Regions from separate parts of the Mus musculus genome. Here region 1 is linked to region 2. Evidence: chromatin loops called from intact Hi-C (ENCODE). Cell type or tissue: left cerebral cortex. All regions are shown on one strand. Links, peaks and the distances in the headings refer to the core of each region. The heading gives the core; the rest is flanking DNA. Region 1 has its middle 53 kb from the start of Gm42406. Region 2 has its middle 17 kb from the start of Lonrf3.

Region 1 (5,390 bases), core at 221-5,220, 62 kb before region 2:
GTACCCCTAACCAAAAAGCTGTTTGCAATTATACTTGCTGGGAATGAGATAATCAACTTTCGACAATAGAGTGTCACCGGGTATACCAACCACACTCCAGAGCAGGCCCTATACTAGGAGTAGTTGGCTAACACAAAATTCATTTTGTGGGATTTCTTTTCATGTGAGACTTTTTGGTTGTTTGTTTAATCTGGGCATTTTGTCTTATTGGGTTTTTGTTTTGATTTTGAGACAGGAGAGGGAGAAGTAGAAAGAATATGAAATTGGGTGGGTAGAGAGGCAGGGAGGATCTGAGAGAAATTGTAGGAGAAAGCATGATTAAAAAAAAAGTCTTGTGTATGAAAAGAAAATTTTAAAATGAAATCCCTCCTATAACCCCTTGCTAATTACCTGACACCTATGAGTGTTGCAAATGAAACACACGTATCTGAAGATTCATTATGAGCACTAGATATGTAATTCATATGCATGAGGCATTCATATTTTGTTCTAATTTTATATTTTAAATTTATGTAGCCACATGTGGCTGGTAGATGTCTTTGGAGTGGTATAGCTCTAGTGTCTCAGGTGAAAAACAATCTACCATAGTGGTTCAATGAACAAATATCTACAGTTAAGAAGTCCCCAGCATAAATTCTAGTTTGATTCTTACTAACTCTGAAACTTTGAACAAGTCACCCAATCTCATTGAAACTGTTTTTCCTTGTTAAAAAAAATGGATATCTTAACATTGCCTATATCACAGGACTGTTGGAAAGATTAAATCTGAAAATTCTCATAATTAACAAAATGTTTGGCATAAATGTAGCTCTCAGTAAATGTTTGCTATTATGAATTTTAATGTTATAATTTTAAATCCCATCTTATTTCATGTACTTCTATAGTCAGTGAACATTTCAGCCCATTTCTTGGTGCCACAGGTATGAGGGTAGTGACATTGGCTCTCAGTGACTTCTATAACAAAGGATTTTTTTCTTTTTTTTTTTTTTGCAGTCTTATTGTGTTCTGAAGTCTGAAATAAATGTGATTTTGAAATTAAAGAAAAGATGAAATTCCAAAGTCAGAATATTACTATGGGGAAAATTATGTGCTTCACTTTTTCCATTTTCTATTTATTGAACAGACTGTGTTCTTGAGACAAAGCTCAAGTATTCTACACTGGCTAAAAATTCACTACCAAGGATGGCCTTGATTTCCTGATCATCCTGCATATAAATACTGAGTGTTGGGTTCACAGTCTGATACCACCAAGCCAGGTTTCATTCATTGACTCTGTACTGAGAGACTGGTGATGGTTATATCCATGGACTCTGGAATTATATCCTGGCTTGTAAGCCTTATTTACTCACCATGTGACCTTGAGCACATTGCATAATATCTCTATGTCTCTATTTCTTTATCAGCTGGGCATTCCAAAAGTATATACTTCATAGGGTTATTATAAAGATTAGGTGGATAAATACCTAAGGCACTTAGAGAAGGACTTAAACTGGTACTCGGTTGAGGCATGTTGGGTTTATAAAGACTTTGTACTATATTAGGTGCCAGAAAAACAGTATGTGCTCTCCTTGCCCTCATTAAGCTGATTCTTGGAGAAAAAGACATAGACAGGAAAGCACAGAGAAGTGTTACAGACAACAAAGATAGAAGTATGTGAGAACATTGGGGGAACATTAAGAAAGATCAAGTTCATTGATTTGAGGGCAGTCTGGTGTTTTCTGTAGAGCTGGAGGAAAACATGGTGTGCTGGTGCTGCATTGCAGGTGAATGTCTTCAAATATGAATGCGGGTTGAGTTCAAAGGACGAGAATAGTAATTGATAAATTGGTTTGTATACTATGAGAGGATGCAGGTGGGAGATGAGGTTGGAGAGGTCCGCCAGAAGCAGCACTTGAAAGATCTTATCAATTAGCTTGAAGACTTTCCACTTTACTGTGAATACCATGAAACCACATTTGTTCTTGTTGCTGTTTGTTGTTTTGGGACAAGGTCTCAGGCAGACCAGGCTGACTTCAAGTTTTCTGTGTAGCTAAGGACTATTTTCAACTCTTTATCCTCCTGCCTTTACCTCCTAAATCCTGGGACTACAAATTTCTGACACTTGTTGTGACTGGCCCTCATCCTCTACATCCAAACTATCACCAAATCCTGCTCTATCTCCGGGGAACTGATTTCATAGTCCTCTACTCCAGTGTATCCCCTTAGTCATCTCTTTTGCTCACTGCAGGAGTCTCCTCCCTAGCCTCTTTATTTCCAATCTGAATGCAATATCCCAACCAAATGTTTAAATATGCAAATCTACCCATATTAATCTCCCAGCATCAGAAGCTTCCAAAAGCTTCCAGTTCTATTTTGTGTGGCACCTAAGCTCTTTTCATAGATATAATAAGATACAATCGCTGTTGAAATCCCTTTGGCATTCTGCCTAAAATGATTTCCTCTCACCTTCTTTCTCATTGTCTTTGTCTCAGCTTGTGTTGGCTCCTCAGAGAGGCTTTCTCTCAATGAGGAAACCCTACTTTGGTCAGTGTCTCATCACCATTTTATTGTATTCCTATCATTTAATAGTATTTGAAATGCCATATAATAGATCAAGGTGTTCTTTATTATATCTCTTTACCACCACCAGATGGTAAGCTCCATGAAACTGGTGGCATTATTTGCTTTGCCCTTGTGTATCTAATATCCACCAGAGTACCTAGTAGGTTTTTAATGGATATTCATTGAACGAGTGAATCAGAATATAAATGAGGTTTGGGGAAATCCAGGAGAATCAAATGTGGGTTCTAAAGGGGTAAATGGAGGAAGGAATGCCTGCAAAGGAACTTGGGAGAACAAGCAGAGTAGGAGGGAGAGAAAGAAGGATGCTGCAGAAGGCAATCCCAGTTCTCCCTCCAAAAGTAACCAGTGCTAACAGATGGGTGGTTTTCCTTCCAAATCATGTTCTATATATTTGCATACACTGACAAATGTTTATATTACATGCATATGTACTTGTGGTTTTTATATAAATGAGCTCCCAGTCCATGCATTATTCTATTACTTGCTTTCAAAAACAGCTTTATTGAGGTATAACTCACATAACATACAATTCACACATTTAAAGTCTGTAGTTCAATTATTTAAATACATTCATGAATATGAGCAAATATAGGGCCATGGTAAGTTTATAGAACATTTTCATCAACTCAAAAAGAAACCCTGTACACTTTAGCTATAACCCCTGAAGATATCTTCTCAGCCTAACCATATTAATCTACTTTCTGTCTTTATTGCTATTCTATATTTTTTGTGTTTTTTTTTAAAACAGAGGTCTTACTAAGTAGTCCAAGATGATCTGAAACTCAATAAATATCCCAGGCTGCTTTCAAACTCTTGATCCTCCTGCTTCAATCTAAGTACAAAGGACACATGTTCCACTATGTTCATAGCAGCCTTATTTATAATAGCCAGAAGCTGGAAAGAACCCAGATGTCCCTCAACAGAGGAATGGATACAGAAAACGGGGTACATTTACACAATGGAGTACTACTCAGCTATTAAAAACAATGAAATTATGAAATTCTTAGGCAAATGGATGTATCTGGAGGATATCATCCTGAGTGAGGTAACCCAATCACAAAAGAACACACATGACATGCATTCACTAATAAGTGCCCAGAAACTTAGAATACCCAAGATACAATTTGCAAAACACATGAAACTCAAGAAGAAGGAAGATCAAAGTGTAGACACTTCATTCCTTCTTAGAATGGGGAACAAAACACCCATGGAAGGAGTTACAGAGACAAAGTTCGTAGCAGAGACAGAAGGAAGGACCATCCAGAGACTGCCCCACCTGGGGATCCATCCCATAAACAACCACCAAACCCAGACACTATTGCATATGCCAGCAAGATTTTGCTGAAAGGACTGTGATATAGCTGTCTCCTGTGAGCTATGCCAATGCATGGCAAATACAGAAGTGGATGCTCACAGTCATCTATTGGATGGAACACAGGGCCCCCAGTGGAGGAGCTAGAGAAAGTACCCAAGGAGCTGAAGGGGTCTGCAACCCTATAGGAGGAACAACAATATGAACTATACAGTACACTCCAGAGCTGTGTCTCTAGTTGCATATGTAGCAGAGGATGGTCTAGTCTGCCATCAGTGGGAGGAGAGGCCCTTGGTCTTGCGAAGATTATATACCCCAGTACAGGGGAATGCCAGGGCCAGGAAGCAGGAGTGGGTGGGTTGGGGAGCAGGGCAGGGGGAGGGTATAGGGTACTTGTGGAGAGGAAACTAGGAAAGGGGATAGCATTTGAAATGTAAATGAAGAAAATATCTAATAAAAATTAACATTTTGAAAAAGAAATTAGAAAAAAAGAGAAAAAAAAGAATTATCCTGTGCCAATGTGTATTGTTTTCTGACTGTCTTTATTTTCAAAGTCCATGTTGTAGCTGAGCCAGACTTCATTGTTTTTTATTGTTGAGTCATATTCTCTCTCTCTCTCTCTCTCCCTCTCCCTCCCCCTCCCTCTCCCTCCCCCTCTGTCACACCCACACCCCCCCCCACACACACACCATATTACTAGTACTATGTTCAGTTTTTCATTCTTCAGTTGGTGGTCATTTTCACATTTTTACTACTATAAAATGTTAATCTTTTAGAAATTATGCATTTTCTTATTTATTGAGCATTTCCTTAGCAATGGGATTGTTGGGTTATATAGCGCTATATTAAACAATAGGAAGAACTGATAGACTGTTTTTCAAAGTACCAGAACCATTATATACTAATTCATTAAAGTTCTAATCTCTTTACATTCTCAACATTTGTTACTGTCTTTGGGTATGTATATGAATACACCATTATTTATATGTGTGTATGTATGAATTTAGGCATGTATGTGCTCTGTGTGTGTGTATGTGTGTGTGTGTGTGTGTGTGTGTAGGCCAGAGGACAACCTCAGATGTTATTCCTTAGATGACATTAACCTTGTTTCTGAGACAGGGTCTCTCACTAGGACCTGGGTCTCACTAATTAGTCTAGGCCGGCTGGGCAGCAAGCCCCAGAAAGACACCTGTCTCTGCCTCCACAGAGTTGGTATTATAAGCATGTGACACCATGCCTTGCTGGAAGCTCAAATTTAGGTCCTCATGCTTGTGTGGTATTTCACTGACTGAGCCATCTCCCATTACTTGTTTACTGTAGCCACCTTAGGAAATGTAATCACTTGGTTTTTTGTTCAATGCATCTTGACTTTTTTTTTGTTTCTTGCATGTTAAACTAATGTGTAGTGTTCTAGACTAATTATGCTTTTCAAGATATTCCTTTATTTATCCCCCAAATTTATTTATATTTATTGAAGATTTGCATATTTAAACATTGGCTCTGGACGTTGTGTGCA
Region 2 (5,390 bases), core at 250-5,249:
ATTTATACAATAGAATTTTATTTAGCTGTAAAGAAAAACGGAAATTAAGAAATTTGCAGGAAAATACATGGAATTGGAAAATATATTACGTTGGTAACTCAGGCTTAGACAAATATCACATGTACCCTCTTGTATATGGATTCTAGCTATGAGTGTATGTAGAGGTGAGGAAGTTGGAAAGGGGCCATGAGAGTTGGAGAAAGAGACAGGCTAGAAAAGGGCAGTAGAACACCCATGATGTTAAATTGGTGGTGGTGGTGGTGGGGTTATACTAAGGATAGAAAGGTTTAAGTGGATATGGGAGGGGAGAAAGGGGTGGAGAACAAGCTAAATGAAAACTAAGCATGTATGAAAAAGTCATAAGTAAATCTGCTACTTTGTAAGCCAATTACAAAATAAATCAAAGAAGAGCTTAAACAGATGCACTTTTCCTGGGGGGAAAACTGCACCAGGAAGTAATAGGACTAGTAAATGAAAATCCCAGTGGTAGGGATTGGCTGTCTCTCTGTGAGTTGCTAGTCAAGGAGGCTTGCAGGTCCCCCACATCAATATAGGCTATTGCCACTGCTGTTGGTTGCCTGGCAGAACTTGGTGGTAAGACTGTTTTGCTAAGGAAACCATACACCACACTTTGGTTGCATAGCTGCTAAGGGAGAAAGGACATCACCAGTCTCAAGCACCTGTAGATCCTGTGCTATAACACCTATTGCCAGGCAAGATGTGCCTGTGGAGGGAATTCATGATTAATGCTGCAAAGTTGGTCAAAGAAAGCCTGTGACTGGAGAAGTCATGTGTCCTAATGGGGAAGTGGCTACTGTTGTTTAACTAATTGATTGGACTTGTCAAACTGCCTTCTAAATACTTTTATGTGCATAGAATGCTGCCGCTGTCACTCTTGGCCAGAAAAGAATTTCTTCTTCCCCATCCAGGGTGTCAGTTACTGCAGTGATTCATAACTGATCAGAGTGATCAGAATAAGTAACTAGTGGATGCTCAACCCTAAGCAGGAGCATATCACCTGAACCACACCCACCCAAGGAACATTGCACATGACAGGACAGAAAGACTGAAAGCAAGAAAGCAAGGTAAGAAGTGTTGTGGAAGGCTGCCATCTGGGCATGGCATAGCCATTAGGTCCACCTGTGAACTTACAGCAGCTGTGATTACATGCAAAGGACTTACACTAGATGGGGATTCTCAATGTTTCATCATGGTGGAGGGAGGGGCTCACATAGCCCCACCTCGCCTTGAGGAGGTGTTGCCCATTAATGGCCACTGGAAGAGAAAGAAGCGTTTTCTTCAGTATTGCTATTGAGAAATTGTCCCACTCATGGAAGCAAAAGAAATAAAGTAAAGAAAAAGGTAAAAAACATATAAAAGTAAAAAGGAACAATGGTTGGGAAGGGCTTCAGTGGGATTGGGAAGGGAACAAAAGAAGGTAATAGTGAATGTAACCAAATATATTATACCCATTTGTGACAGTGTCAATGAAATTCATGATTATGCATAGTTAGCATGTTAGTAAGAATTGAGATTGAGTTTGAAAATCACTTGAGCAATGGAATTTGAAAGAGTTTCCAGAATCCTCTTATCTAATCATCACTAGCACACTTGAAAGACAGACAGCTCTTCTTTTGGGAAGCCACATTCACACTCTTGGGAGTGCTTTATTCTTTACAAAAACAATTTTCTTTCTGACTTTAATGACACTCAACTGTATTTTAGAGGGAAAAAACAAAAGTATCACTTCTTGTTTTCACGTTTTACTACAAAGCTATAGTAAACTAGTGTGATAAGGGCATAAGGATAGCTATACAACTCAATACAATAGAATTAAGAACCCATATATCTATGAGTATTTGTTGAAAAAATGTCAAGACCATTCACTGAGGAAAAAACAAATAAGCCTGGAAAAGTTGGACAGCCACATGTTAAAAGGAGAAAGTTGGACTATGTCTCAAACCACCTATAAAAATGTGCTGGCTAGTTTCTATCCACTTGACACAAGCTAGAGTTACCTGTTAAAGGGGAGCTATAATTGAAGAACTGCATAGGATTGGCCTATAAGGGGCTGGTGAGATGGCTCAGTGGTTAAGAGCGCCGACTGCTCTTCTGAAGGTCCTAAGTTCAAATCCCAGCAACCACATGGTGACTCACAACCACCCATAATGAGGTCTGCCGCCCTCTTCTGGTGTGTCTGAAGTCAGCTACAGTGTACTTACATATAATAATAATAATAATAATAATAATAATAATAAGAAGAAGAAGAAGAAGAAGAAGAAGAAGAAGACTGGCCTATAAGTAAACTGTGTGACGTTATCTTATTAGTGATTGATGTGGGAGCAGGAAATGCACATACTACTGTGGGTGGTGCCATCACTGGGAAGAAGTGATCCTGAATGGCATAAGAAAGTAAGCAGCCCAACTAAGCAGCATTCCTTCATGTTCTCTATTTCAGTTCCTGCCTCAAGCTTCCTGCCTTGAGTTCCTGCTTGAAGTAAAACCATGACGAAAATAGAATCACAATTTATACAACGGGAGAAAAAAATGTCAACTTATCATTAATGTAAAGGAGTGCTAGCTATATCACTAAGGATTCAAAATTAATAAACATATAATATTTTCCAGGTATCTGAATAGACATTCCCTAGGGAAGATAGTTATACAAATAGACAGTGAACATGTAAAAAGACTCAACATCAGCCTGGGTAGCTCAGGCTCTTGCTTGTAGCTACTTCAGAGGCCAAGGCAGAAAGATTCAAGTTCACTGTCATCCTGAGATAGAGTGATTTTAAAGCTGAGATAAAGTGACCCAAGCTAGCCTGGGTCACTTTGTCACAAATTTTAAAAAGCAGGGATGTGTGTGGAGATATAACTAAGTGGTAGGCTACTTGCCTAGCACACGCAGGGTCTTAGGTTCAAAACCCATTACCAATAACAATAACTACAAAGTAGAGGCAGCACAAATGCCCATCAGCTGATGAGTGTGTAAACAAATTGTGCTTTACTTTTAGAATGCAATATTATTTAACCAAAAGAAGGAATAAATACATACCACAACATGGATCAACCTTGCAAATATTATATTGTGTATGAAGACCATATACTATATTGTTCCACTAATTTGCAATGTCCATGGGTGGAAAAACTATGGAGACAGAGAGGAGATGAGCAGTAGATTGGGGATACAAGCATCTGTATAGTAGGATACAGAGTCCTTTGCGTATGTGCCTGAGGGTGATGGAGCTGGATCACGTGGCAGATCTATTTCTAGTTTTGTTGAGGAACCTCCACACTGATTTCCATAGTGGCTGCACCAGTTTGCACTCCCACCAGCAGTGAGTAAGTGTTCCTCTTTCTCCATATCCATGCCAGCATTTGTCGTCATTTGTTTTTTTGGATCTCAGCCATTCTGACTGGGTAAGATGAAATCTCACAGTAGTTTTCATTTGCATTTCCCTGATTGCTAGAGACCTTGAGCATTTTTAAAAAGACAACAACCATTTCTTAGCCATTTGTATTTTTTCTCTTAGAAACTTATTTGGTTCCATTTTTTAATTGGGATTTTTTTTTCTTGATATTTAGGGGGGTTTGTTTCTTTTTTGTTTTATTTTAGTTCTTTATATAGTCTAAGTAACCCTCTGTATAGTTAGTAGAGTTTTTTTTTTTCCTATTCTATAGGCTGTCTCTCTCTTCACTCAAATTATAGTATCCTTTGCTGTACAGAAACTTTTGGTTTCATGAGATCTCACATATTTATTGTTGGTCTTAATGGCTGCACTATTGGGGACCTGTTCAGAAAGTCCTTTTCTAGACTGAGGGAAGGCGGTCCAGTGACAGGCCCAAATTGGGACCCATCTCAGGGGAGGCTCCAGGGCCTGACACTATTACTGATGCTGTGGTGTGCTTACAGACAGGAGCCTAGCATGGTTGTCCTCTGAGAAGCCCAACAAGCAGCTGACTGAGACAGATGCAGATACTTACACCCAACCAATGTACAGAAGCCAGAGACTCCTGTGCTTGAATTAGGGAAAGAAGGGAAGAAGCTGAGGAGGAGGACAACCCCATAGGAAGACCAGTAGTCTCAACTAACCTGGACTCCTGAGATCTCTCAGACACCGAGCCACCAACCATATGGCATATACTGACTGGTCCAAGGCTCCAGACACATATACAGCAGAGGACAGCTGGGTCTGGACTCAGTGAGAGAAGATGCAGCTAACCTTCAAGAGACTTGAGGCCCCAGGGAGTGGTGAGGTCTGGTGGGGTGGGAGAGTAAGGAGTAGGGACATCCTCTTGGAGACAGGGGAGGAGGAATGGGATGAGGAACTGTTGGAGGGCAGAACAGGAGGGGGATAACGACTGGACTGTGAAAATTATTTAAAATGTTTTTTTTAAAAAACCAGGAAGTCTATATTGATCCTGCCAATCCATGAGCATGGGAGATCTTTCCATCTTCTGAAAGGACCCAGATATAGCTGTCTCTTGTGAGACTATGCCGGGGCCTAGCAAACACAGAAGTGTATGCTCACAGTCAGCTATTGGATGGATCACAGGGCCCCCAATGGAGGAGCTAGAGAAAGTACCCAAGGAGCTAAAGGGATCTGCAACCCTATAGGTGGAACAACAATATGAACTAACCAGTACCCCCCAGATCTCATGTATCTAGCTGCATATGTATCAGAAGATGGCCTAGTCAGCCATCAGTGGAAAGAGAGGCCCATTGGTCGTGCAAACTCTATCTGCCTCAGTACAGGGGAACGCCAGGGCCAAGAAGTGGGAGTGGGTGGGTGGGGGAGTGGGTGGGGGACTTTTGGGATAGCATTGGAAATGTAAATGAAATAAATACCTAATTAAAAAACAAAACAAAATAAAAAAATAAAACCTTAAAAAAACAGGAAGTCCTTTTCTATGCCAATGAGTTTAAACATATTTCCTTTCTATTCCATTGCTCTATGAGTCTGTTTTTATGTCACTAACATGCTGTTTTTTATTACTGTAATTTTCTAATATAACAAAATCTGGAATAGTATCAGCCGCTTTTTTATTTTTTAGGGTTTTTTTTATATCTCAAATCTGTGTTTTCATATGAAATTTAAAATTAGTTTCCCACTCCTGTGAAAATTTGTGTTGGGAATTTTATGGAGATGAGTATGTAGATTGCTTTTGATAGGGTTCCATTTTCACAATATTTATCCTGCCAATCCATGAATGTGGGATATATTTCCATATTCTCCAATTTCCTTTATTGATGCCTTAAGGTTTCCATAACACACATGTCTTTCAATTCCTTAGTTAGATTTATTTCAAGATATTTTTTAAGCTGTTGTGAATAGAATTATTCCCCTGATTTCTTTCTCGGTCCATTTGCTATTTGTATAGGAAGGCTA

The links. A loop is a pair of places that touch in the nucleus more often than their neighbours do. Peaks named below come from ENCODE experiments on the same cell type or tissue, not always from the same donor. Only the 100,000 strongest peaks of a DNase experiment are listed, where the experiment ranks them.
Region 1: it touches region 2 in a loop (2.5-fold over the local background); 2 of 42 quality-filtered maps call a loop at or near these places.

Annotation. Positions count from the first base shown.
Region 1 is chrX:36,246,691-36,252,080 of GRCm38, forward strand. No RefSeq gene overlaps it. Among named protein-coding and RNA genes, the nearest start is that of Gm42406, 53 kb to the left of the region's middle. In left cerebral cortex, for the core only: no CTCF peak of the experiment used is centred there; a DNase peak (open chromatin) is centred at 2,913.
Region 2 is chrX:36,308,293-36,313,682 of GRCm38, forward strand. No RefSeq gene overlaps it. Among named protein-coding and RNA genes, the nearest start is that of Lonrf3, 17 kb to the right of the region's middle. In left cerebral cortex, for the core only: no CTCF peak of the experiment used is centred there; a DNase peak (open chromatin) is centred at 3,338.